Linked DNA regions of Homo sapiens: regions 1 and 2 are each linked to region 3. The links are chromatin contacts, found by Hi-C or POLR2A ChIA-PET in ENCODE. All regions are on one chromosome and are shown on one strand. The core of a region is the stretch at or near the end of the contact, and the rest is flanking DNA. Distances in the headings are between cores, read along the strand shown. Region 1 overlaps EHD4 (EH domain containing 4). Region 2 holds the start of TUBGCP4 (tubulin gamma complex component 4). Region 3 overlaps STARD9 (StAR related lipid transfer domain containing 9).

Region 1 (3,355 bases), core at 504-3,003, 680 kb after region 3:
AGCGTTTCACCTTTCTGAAGCACCCTGCGGTGGGTAGGTGTGTATGTGCTTGGGACAAAAGGCTACAAAAAGATAGTGAAGAATGTCTGTACCACCCATATCCCCCAGTTCCTCTCCCAGAGCAGACCCTGCCTGCAGACCCTGGGGCTTCTCCCAGCTCACCCGCCCACTCACGTGGAGCCCTGGCGGGATTCGCTCCACTGCCCTGTGTCTTGATTTTCCCACTTATAGTAAATCTTGGAGCTTGTCCATGTCTGTACTTCGGAGCTGCCTCCCGCAGTCCATCATATAGATAGACCAGAATTAATAGGTGCCATCCTTTTGGTGGGTGACATTCAGGCTGTTCCTAATCTTTTGCCGTTACAAACAGTGCCACAGTGGATTTACACAGTTTAGCATGTACGGTGCAAGTGTATACAGTTGGCACGATAACGTGCAAATATATCTTGAAAATTGCTGAAAAGGGAGGAGCTTAAAAAAAAAAAGAAATTGCTGGCTGGGCGCGGCGGCTCACACCTGTAATCCCAGCACTTTGGGAGGCTGAGGTGGGCGGATCACGAGGTCAGGAGTTGGAGACCAGCCTGACCAACATGGTGAAACCCTGTCTCTACTAAAAATACAAAAATTAGCCAGGCGTGGTGGCGTGCGCCTGTAATCCCAGCTACTCAGGAGGCTGAGGCAGGAGAATCACTTGAACCTGGGAGGTGGAGGTTGCAGTGAGCTGAGATTGCGCCACTGCATTCCAGCCTGGGTGACAGAGCTAGACTCCGTCTCAAAAAAAAAAAAAAGAAATTGCTGAGTAGATTTTAAGTGTTCTTACCACAACAAAACAAGTATGTGAAGTAATGCATATGCTAATTGCACTGTCAATTTAGCCATTTCACATTGAATGCATATTTAATTTTGTTTTATTTTAATTTAATTTTACTTTATTTTATGTTTTATTTTATTTTGAGACAGGATCTCGAAGCTCCGTCACCCAGGCTGAAGTGCAGTGGCACGATCACAGCTCACTGCAGCCTTGACCTCCTGGGTTCAAGTGATCCTGCCACCTCAGCCTCCTGAGTAGCTGGGACTGTAGGCATGCACCACCATGCCCAGCTAATGTTTTGCATTTTTTGTAGAGATGGGGTTTCACCTTGTTGCCCAGGCTGGTCTCAAACTCCTAGGCTCAAGTGATTCACCTGCCTCAGCCTCCCAAAGTGGTGGGATTGCAGGCATGAGCCACTGCACCCAGCCTCAGTGTATACATATTTCAAAACAACATGTTGGACATGATAAATATATACAATTTTTCTTTATCAATGTAAAAAAATAAATGAAATAGAGACTAATCCAAAAAATGTGCAGATGTAACTCTAAGATGCATTCCTAGAGGTGGAATTTTGGAATCAAAAGGAGCGGCGGTCTTTTTATTATGTTAGCTGGTGCCAAAAATGCCACTGTAGAAGGCATGCCTGTTTACATGCCCACCATCTCATTATGATTCTAATTTTCATTCCTCATGGTTAGTGTGGTTGAGCATCTTTTCATGTATACCTTTTTAAAGTATTTCCTTTTCTGGAGGTATTTGACTGTTTTGAAATACTGTTGGTAACTACATGGGCTACTTTTAGCAAAATCAGTGAGTCATTTTTTTATAAGGAGCCCCGTGTGGATTCCCATGGTTCCCACTGACTGGGTCTTTCTTTCCATCTGTGACATAAGCCCAGAAATAACTGTCTCTGAGTAATAGTTTGGCTTGAGGAGCTGGTTAGCTGATAACTTAATTGCTAGAGCTGGTCTGCAGTGCCAGCTGTTGTCCACAGGCATGCAGGACACTTGTGCAATGCCAAGATGTTTGAAAAGAGGAACAGGGCAGGGCGAGGGGTGGGGTCTTCAGGTCAGAAGTTGCTTTCTAGCCCTTTATGACCCCAGTTGTCATCCCGTTGGTTTAACATTTCTCTTTAGAAAACTGTAGCCTGAAGAAACATTACCTTTGCCCTTCTGAACCACAGAATGACAAGATGCATTGTCACGGTCAAAGCCTTGCTTATAAATGTTTGACCTCATCACATTTGGGTGGAGTCTGTTGGCATTTTGCCTCAAGAAAATTCAGTGCAAGTAATGTTTGCCACGCCAACTCCGTCTGATTTATAGACATATTGTATGAGACTTTCTAGCCTGACTTATACACAAAGCCCACTTGAAAAATGAGGAATGGACAATTTCCATGTGCGTGACACGGGATTCCTGGATCTGTTCATCCTAATATATAATAATATCAGAAGGTTAGATGGGGTGACTTCTTAAGCATCCTTGGAAGTCATACATTCCACAACCCTTCCTCAGATAGTTTCTTTCAGTATAGAGTTGTTTGGAATTGGATGACAATAAGTTAAACTTTGGGGCAACTAATTACACCTATAGAAACATTCAAGGACCTTCAAATTGGCCCAAATGCTATATAGCACATGAATCCAGTAGAAGGGATGTAATAAAATGAAACTTACTGTTTGATAATTGTGTCATTTAGAGTTGTTCATTCAGTATTCCTGTAGCCATCTGAAGGGTCTACTGTAGCCATCTGAAGGGTCATCTTAGGCTGGCACTGTAACTAGTTCGTGTCTGTACTATACAGACGCTGAGCTAAATCGATTTTCCTGGGAATCTGGCTTTTTATTTCAAAGAAGCTTACTGTTTGGAACCACCCTATATAGCTAAAATTTAAGATCTAGAAAGAATCCTTTTTGATCATCTGACTCACAGGTATAGAAACTGAGGCCCAGCAGAATGAAATTGTTAAGCCAGGCTCCAGGACTTACAGGATTTTCTTGGTAGGTTTTTTTACCAACTTCCCTCTCCAGCAAAGAGCCTAAAATGACTGATAATACCATGTTGCTGTCTTTCTCCAGGGCTCAGCCTTCTTTAAATGGGCCTGCTTCTTCATCTGGTATTTAATCTGAGATGGAAAGTGAGATGCGAAACCCAATTTTCCCTTTCACTTGGTCACATGCCCAGAAGCAGCAGCGTTCAGTGGGCCGAGTACTGGCGTGGAACCTTCCTCTGTTCCCATGTCTGTGGCGTGGCACGAACCTGTGATGTGGGGCTCTCCCGCCCTTGCCCTGGAGGGGCCTTCAGGGACATGTGGCTCACCCATCTGTTATTGTCACATATCCCCCAGAGGAAGGAGGGACAGGCTGTGAGGTTAGCTTGTTTATTTTATGAGGAAACAGGCACAGAAAAATTAATTTACAGAGTCTTGGACAAAATCCCAAAGGAAGGAGGAGTGGGAAGAGCAGAGAGCGGATAAACAGCACAACGCCATCCCTGGACACGCCTAGTTCTTGCTTTTATTTAAATTTTGGTAGGTTCT
Region 2 (3,202 bases), core at 481-2,980, 760 kb before region 3:
ACAAGGGAAATAAACAAGTTGATGGAGAATAATGGCATCAGGGGAGGATGCTTAAAGATGTGCTCAGAGAAAGTTTTTCTGACAAAGTGACTTTAAAGCTGAGACCTTGAGGATGAAATGGTAGAAAATACATGATTGAGAATTTTTCATAAGAAAGAAAGGAAGGGAAAAGATGAATTACTTGTGGTTGTCTCCCCCACCCCCTCCCTAGCTATCTTTCCTGTACTGTGTTATCTCTTCTTATTTTGGACCATCAGGCACCCACATACTTCCTAAATACTGTCCTCCTATATGCCTGGCATTGTACTAAGATCTATGGAGAAAAGTGAAACATCGAATTAGTCTTCAAAGACCTACAGGTGAAAGATAACAATTCAAACTCCACCACACAAATCTTCACCTGTTTTTTTCAAAAATTCACCTAAACTCCCAAACTCCAAATACATGTTCATAAATAATAACGAAAGGAAACTGTTTGATTTATAGGTTTTATAGACTAAGAATGTACTTTTTCTGCTCTTCCACAGTCTCCTAAGAATCGGCATGTCTTGGTGATCAGACGGACCTAGATTTCAGTCTTGCCACTACTAGGACTGGCCAGCATAAAGTTTTCTGAGCTTCAGTTTGCTCATTTGTTAACTGGTAGAAACAATACCTAAGTGGACTAAATTATTGAGAGCATTAGATAACATTACTGGAAGCAGAAGCAGGTAAAAGTAGTTCAAATACTGAAGCCAGACAGACCTGGCTTCAAAACTAAGCTCTGTTAATTACTAGCTATGACCCCGATAGTTATTTAACTATTCTAAACCTAGCTTAATCTGTAAAATGGATAAGGTGGTTGTGAGGATTAAATAAGATAATGCATACGGAACATCATACATTCCTGGTTACACAAAGGCCCCCTACCAAGTGCTTTACCTAGTGCAGAAATTTTCTGGTAAAGGAGTAATGAGGGAAACACCACACGCTCTCGATTTCATTTATTTCCTTCAACAAACTTTACTGAGCGCTTACCATGTGTTTGGGAGCTGTGTATTTGGCCCAGTACTTCAAAACTCAAACAATGCACGTGTGAAAATAAATAGGAGAAAGTGCCTCCCACACTTCTATATCATTCCCCAGCAACTGTCAGACACCTGGACCTCAGGCCCTTTCCTCGCCCCGCCACAGGTGGGGCTCTTCGAGGTCTGCCCTCCGTTTTCTAGCCTAGGCCCGGCCTCTCTAGGTGTCGCATCAGCCTTGACCCTAAGGGGCTGCCCTCCAGTCACCTGTCCAGGGATACGCCCCCAGCCCTGGAAGCCCCGCTCGCTAGGTCCCTCAGCCTACTCCCCCAGGCGCTGGCTCAGGTCCCCCCTCCTGCGCTCCCTGGTTCCCGCGCTCTGCGCCGGACAGTACCTGCAGGCCACTCCGCTTGTTCCAGGTGAAAATGGACCCAGGGTACCCGCTCAGAGCCAAGAGCAGTTCGTGGATCATTCCCACGGCGGACCTCGAGTCCCTGGTTATGTCACCCCCTCCTCCAGCGCACCTCCAGGCGACCACGAGGGGAGTGCTTCCCCTTCCACACGCGCACCGGCCCCTGGGTCGGGCGGTTTGTGCCGAATCAACCCACCGAGACAATCGCTGCGGCGGAGCGGACGGGAAGCTGGGAAGGGGTCGCGGGGGAGTCCCGGAAGTTCGGCAGCTCAACGGGGTCCACCAGCTACTCCCGCCCGGGCTCTGCGGAGACTGAGTCGCGGTCGCTGCCCTCGCGCATGCGCCCTCGGTGCCCCGAGCCGCCCGCTCGGACTTCCGGTTTGGGAGCTGTACTTGGGAGGCTGGAGAGCCGGGGCCGGGGCCGGGGCCGGGGCCGGGGTCAGGGTCGGACCCCGAGTGGGTGAGGCTGGCCCGGAGGCAAGGATGCGAGGGGGTTGAGGGGCAGCTCGAGAGGGAGACGCTCCCAGGGGTGGGCTGGAGGGCGCCCTCAGGGCGCCTTAGCCGGGTCAGAGGCCTCTGGAGGGACCGCACGACGGCTCCGGGTTACCCGGCCGGAGGGAGCGGAGACAAAAGAGGCCAGAATCCCGCAGCCGCTGCTCCTTGGGCTGAGAGCTCTGCGTCCGCGAACCGGCAGCACCTGGAGCCTCTGGCCGACACCCGAGCCCGTCCTCAGGAAGCCCGTTACTACTGCTCCTCGGATTCCGTCTCTCCTGCCCAATGTGACTCTCCCCAAGCCCCCATGGTCCTCGCTTTGGAGCCAAAACCAGCTTCTCTCCTTGCGCGAGGTTTTCCGACAGGTAGCTCCCTAATCCTTGCTGAGCGGCTACTACTACGCGGGGAAAACAAAGACCCGAGATTCTGGACGTGATTTTTGCCTGGGGTGGGCTTTGGGAGTTGTGCAGCCCGAGGGGGCGGGGCGGACGCAGAAGGCCTCGGGAAGGACTGCGGAGATACTGGGGGAGATCAGCTGCGACCAGCTGGACAGAGGCTTTTTGTTGCCTTCAAGCAGGATGGTGACTTGTCTTTAGATCCTCTCGAACTCCAGCTCTCCTATATGGTTCGGACTCACTGTGCAACATTGGCCAGGGAAGTTAAATGGGATCGGATTTGGAGGAGGTGGGAGAGGGGCAGACAGTACTTTTATTCTCTGCTGCTTCCTGGGGCTGCCCTGGAAGTCAACCAGAAAAGCAGTTTTTGCAAAGTCTATTTACTGAAGATTGTGCTACCTTAGAAGGCCACTCGGAGCACATGGAAAGGCAGGCCAGCTCTGGCAAGACTTTAGACATATGAATGTATTCCTTCTGATAGTGCCATCTTTCTCTGCCCTAGGAAGAAACACCTCTTACAGTCATCTGCAGGGGATTCTCCAAGGACATGGGAAGATAGATGTAAGCCCTGGAACCCAGACTCCTAAGCGAAGGGAAGCTGCATTCTGCTATTAATGATGGCCAAATCAGCTCTAAGAGAGAATGGCACTAACTCTGAGACCTTCCGACAGCGTTTCAGGAGATTCCATTACCAGGAGGTGGCTGGGCCGCGGGAGGCTTTCAGCCAACTCTGGGAACTTTGCTGTCGGTGGCTAAGGCCGGAGGTGCGCACCAAGGAGCAGATTGTAGAACTGTTGGTGCTAGAGCAGTTCCTGACCGTCTTACCTGGGGAGATCCAGAATTGGGTACAGGAACAATGTCCAGAAAATGGAGAGGAGGCAGTGACTCTCGTGGAAGAT
Region 3 (3,521 bases), core at 308-2,807:
GGCACGGTGGCTCACACCTGTAATCCCAGCACTTTGGGAGGCCAAGGCAGGCAGATCACGAGGTCAGGAGTTCAAGACTAGCCTGGCCAACATGGTGAAACCCGATCTCTATTAAAAACACAAAAATTAGCTGGGCGTGGTGGCGCGTGCCTGTAGTCCCAGCTACTCAGGAGGCTGCAGCAGGAGAATTGCTTGAACCTGGGAGGCAGTGGTTGCAGTGAGTCAAGATTGTGCCACTGTACCCCAGCCTGGTGACAGAGCAAGACTCCATCTCAAAAAAAAAAAAAAAGTTTTAAAAATAGTTGTTTCCTCACAAGCAAAGAAATGACACAGATCTACTAAAGAATCTTTTGACCATACCGTCTCTTCTGCAGAAGTGTGTTCATGACACACTGACTGAGCCACATTAGGGTTATGAATAGAAGCCAGGGTTAGAGAGAGGACTTGGGTCACGTTCTGAGGGCTTAGAAGCCTTCTTCAACACTCGACTTATTTGGGCAGAATGACATCACAGAAGAAAAAAAGCATTTCCTTTCTAGCTTTTAGTTTTCTCTTTGTCCCCTTTCTCTTCTTCCAATATATTCCCCTTCCCGCCCCCCACTATCCTCAGCAGCAAAATCATTCAAAAGAGCAGCAGTCCCAGGAGTTTGGTCTCTAGATCTAGGGATGCCCGGAACTGTCATAAGAAAACCCTAGCAAGCCCCTGAGGTACCAAAGAGGAAAGAGGATCTCACACATCTAAGGCTGAAGCTGGGACATGGCACCCAGCAACAACGCACAGTGCATGCTCGGTTAACACTGACTGAATACATGAATACATAATCTATGGACTGAATCCAGAATAGTCACAATAAATGAGTGTTGACTAAAATTAAATTATAGCTGTTCTTTAGGTTTCCCCCAATCCTTTCTGCATTAATTTCCACATATTTGATCTTCAGGCAAGATAAACATTACCAGGTCAGTATCTTCCACAAAGCACCGTTTTCATATTTTTGATTGTGTTCACAAGAGCTCTTTATCACCTTTTGGTATTGGGTCCTGTCAGCACTCTGAGAGGTAGTCCAATATGTCAAAGATGCTTCAAGTTTTTTTGGTTGCTAATAATTTTATATAAGAAAACAAGCCTGGAGGATGGAGTTTTTGTTCTTAACATTCATTCCTGCCTATGTGGAAAAAACTTTTCCTGCAATCAGGCTGCTAGGAGCAAATTTCCTGTTTTTAATACTGTTTAGTCTAAATGGGTCTCTAGAGACCAATCTTAATGTAAGAGAAGCAAGGGAGCTGAGCCTCTGAGACAATTCCGGTTTCATTGTTGGGTTCAGCCAGCCCAGGTGAAGCCCATATCATTCTTGGCAATCCAGGGTCTGGTTGAAGAGATTAGTTATGTGTTCATCTGAACAGCATCCACCTCACGCATCCGGCTGGCAGGGTCCTGTCTTCCCTCAAGCCACACTACCCACAAACCACACTACCCTCCTCCAATCCTAAAGACTAGCTTGCAGAAGGGCAGTGCTGCATGCCAGAGTCACAAGATCTCTAACCACACTCGTCTGTGGCACTTCTTACACCTCAGCCCTTCATAGCAAGTCACTTCAACCAAGCAAACAAAGCCTGACTCCAGCCTTAGCCCATATCCCTGGACAAAGGTGTTTCTCAAGGTTGTCTCAGCAACTTACCAAAGTGTATGCAAAAAAACAAAAAATAAGATAATGGAAAAGAGACCTGCGGGGGGTGGGGGTGAGCACTCAGCTCCACAATTACTTGTTAGTGACAACTAAGAAATATACTGACACAAACCTGGACAGTCAATCAGGAACTTGAGGCTGGTTTTCAATAAAACATAGTAAACCTCTAAAAATCCTAACGGAGCTGACAAATGCCTAAGAGATTCATCCTCCCTACTGTGTAAGTACTTCTATGTGGAAGATACTGATCAGAGGGGGGTAAATAAATACTTGCTAGAAAATAAATACTTGGAAGCAGGTGGGATTTAGGAAAAACCTGTAAAACAATATAGGATTTAATTATATTCAAATATATATTTGTGTGTGTGTGTGTGTGTGTGTGTGTGTGTGTGTATAAGTGTGTGTGTGTATAATATATTAAGATTCTCCTAGATTCAGTCTGGAGGTCCTGTATTTATTCTTTCCCTCTCTAATATGAAACTGGAATTCCTAGGGTACTCCACAGATGAGAAAGAATCTATTCAGAAAAAGAGGCATCAGGAGGGTGGGCACAGTGGCTCACACCTGTCATCCCAGCACTTTGGGAGGGTGAGGTGGGCAGATCACTTGAGGTCAGGAGTTTGAGACCAGCCTGGCCAACATGGTGAAACCCCATCTCTACTAAAAATATAAAAATTAGCCGCGCATGGTGGTGCATGCCTGTAGTCCCAGCTACTCAGGAGAATGAGGCAGGAGAATTGCTTGAACCCAGGAGGCGAAGGTTGTAGTGAACTGAGATCGCACCACTGTACTCCAGCCTGGGTGACAGAGAGAGACTCCATCTTAAAAAAAAAAAAAAAAAAAAAAAAAAGCACCAGAAAAATGCAGGGTTGTGCTGGGAAGGAAAAAGAGCACAATGGTTACAGGGTTGTGCACAGACTTTAGACTCCTCCATGTGGAGGACGTGGCACATGCCTGTAGTCCCAGCTACTCAGGAAGCTAAGGTGGTAGGATCACTTGAGCCCGGGAGATAGAGGCTGCAGTGAGCTATGATCACGCCACTGCACTCCAGCCTGGGAGACAGAGTGAGACCTTGTCAATCAATCAATCAATGAAGTACACTTCAAAACCCAGCCTCTGGGTCAGAATGAGTGAAATGAAGCATCCATTTGCTATAATGGGTGAGCTATTTTTTGTGCCTTAGAGAGTAGCTGGGTCAGTTAGGTCTACTCAGGGGATTCAGAAGAAAGCACCCTGACTGTACATGTATACAAGCACTTACTCTGGATACAAAACTAAAAATAGGCTGGGCGCAGTGGCTTACACCTGTAATCCCAGCACTTTGGGAGGCTGAGGTGGGAGGACCACCTGAGCCCAGGAGTTTGAGACCAGCCTAGGCAACTTGGAAAAACTCCATCTTAAAAAAAAAAAAAAATACAAAAATTAGCTGGGTGTGGTGGTGCGCACCTGTGTTCCCAGGTACTTGGGAGGCTGAGGTGGGAAGGTGGCTTGAGCCCAGGAGGTGAAGGTTGCAGTGACCTGAGATCACACCACTGCACTCCAGCCTGGGCAACAGAGTCCGACCCTGTTTCAAAAAACAAAACTAAAAATAGGTGGTGTTCTGCACATCTCAGAGAGAGGGGCCAATAGAGAGGCTTGAAAACACATGTTCTATATTCATGACTCTTGGTCTTTTCCTATAGTAAATGCAAGATTTAACAGTCCAATATTTTCCAATTGTCAGCTAATTCATGTCATACTCCAAGTATTAGAGGTTAGCACAGAGAAGGAGTGCAAAGGTAGCAGGATGTGGTGAGACAGTAGAATGGACTAAAACTGGGCTTCATCTCTGAA

Evidence for each region. Hi-C counts contacts between places; a loop is a spot of excess contacts on that map. ChIA-PET counts read pairs that join two places held with the same protein, here RNA polymerase II (POLR2A). Pooled maps may share reads with other maps.
Region 1: a loop to region 3 is called in a pooled map, with 6 times the contacts of the local background. The contact joins two enhancer-like sites. A Hi-C loop is called at or near these places in 1 of 37 single-sample maps with no recorded cell type and 3 of 50 pooled maps. POLR2A ChIA-PET finds 5 or more read pairs at or near these places in 1 of 52 experiments (Panc1).
Region 2: a loop to region 3 is called in a map with no recorded cell type, with 2.4 times the contacts of the local background. The contact joins the promoter of TUBGCP4 here to the enhancer-like site in region 3. A Hi-C loop is called at or near these places in 1 of 37 single-sample maps with no recorded cell type. POLR2A ChIA-PET finds 5 or more read pairs at or near these places in 1 of 52 experiments (T-cell).

What each region holds. Positions count from the first base shown.
Region 1 is chr15:41,929,114-41,932,468 of GRCh38, reverse strand. The region is part of intron 3 of EHD4 (EH domain containing 4); the gene reads left to right. It overlaps EHD4-AS1 (EHD4 antisense RNA 1), which reads right to left. Exons shown (of 4, transcript NR_120332.1): 4 at 3,183-3,355. Among named protein-coding and RNA genes, the nearest start is that of EHD4-AS1, 9.4 kb to the right of the region's middle. RefSeq lists enhancers at 2,860-2,989, 3,010-3,089, 3,052-3,355. Within about 2 kb of position 1,753, at least 23 of the 41 ENCODE cell types and tissues checked have a DNase peak (open chromatin) inside an H3K27ac peak, as active enhancers do.
Region 2 is chr15:43,369,629-43,372,830 of GRCh38, reverse strand. TUBGCP4 (tubulin gamma complex component 4) reads right to left here and starts at 1,730. Exons shown (of 18, transcript NM_014444.5): 1 at 1,399-1,730. The coding sequence starts at 1,476. It overlaps ZSCAN29 (zinc finger and SCAN domain containing 29), which reads left to right and starts at 1,788. Exons shown (of 6, transcript NM_001372080.1): 1 at 1,788-2,273; 2 at 2,806-3,202. The coding sequence starts at 2,918. RefSeq lists an enhancer at 1,600-1,719 and a silencer at 1,820-2,089.
Region 3 is chr15:42,606,212-42,609,732 of GRCh38, reverse strand. The region is part of intron 3 of STARD9 (StAR related lipid transfer domain containing 9); the gene reads right to left. Among named protein-coding and RNA genes, the nearest start is that of STARD9, 32 kb to the right of the region's middle. RefSeq lists an enhancer at 421-690. Within about 2 kb of position 1,557, at least 10 of the 41 ENCODE cell types and tissues checked have a DNase peak (open chromatin) inside an H3K27ac peak, as active enhancers do.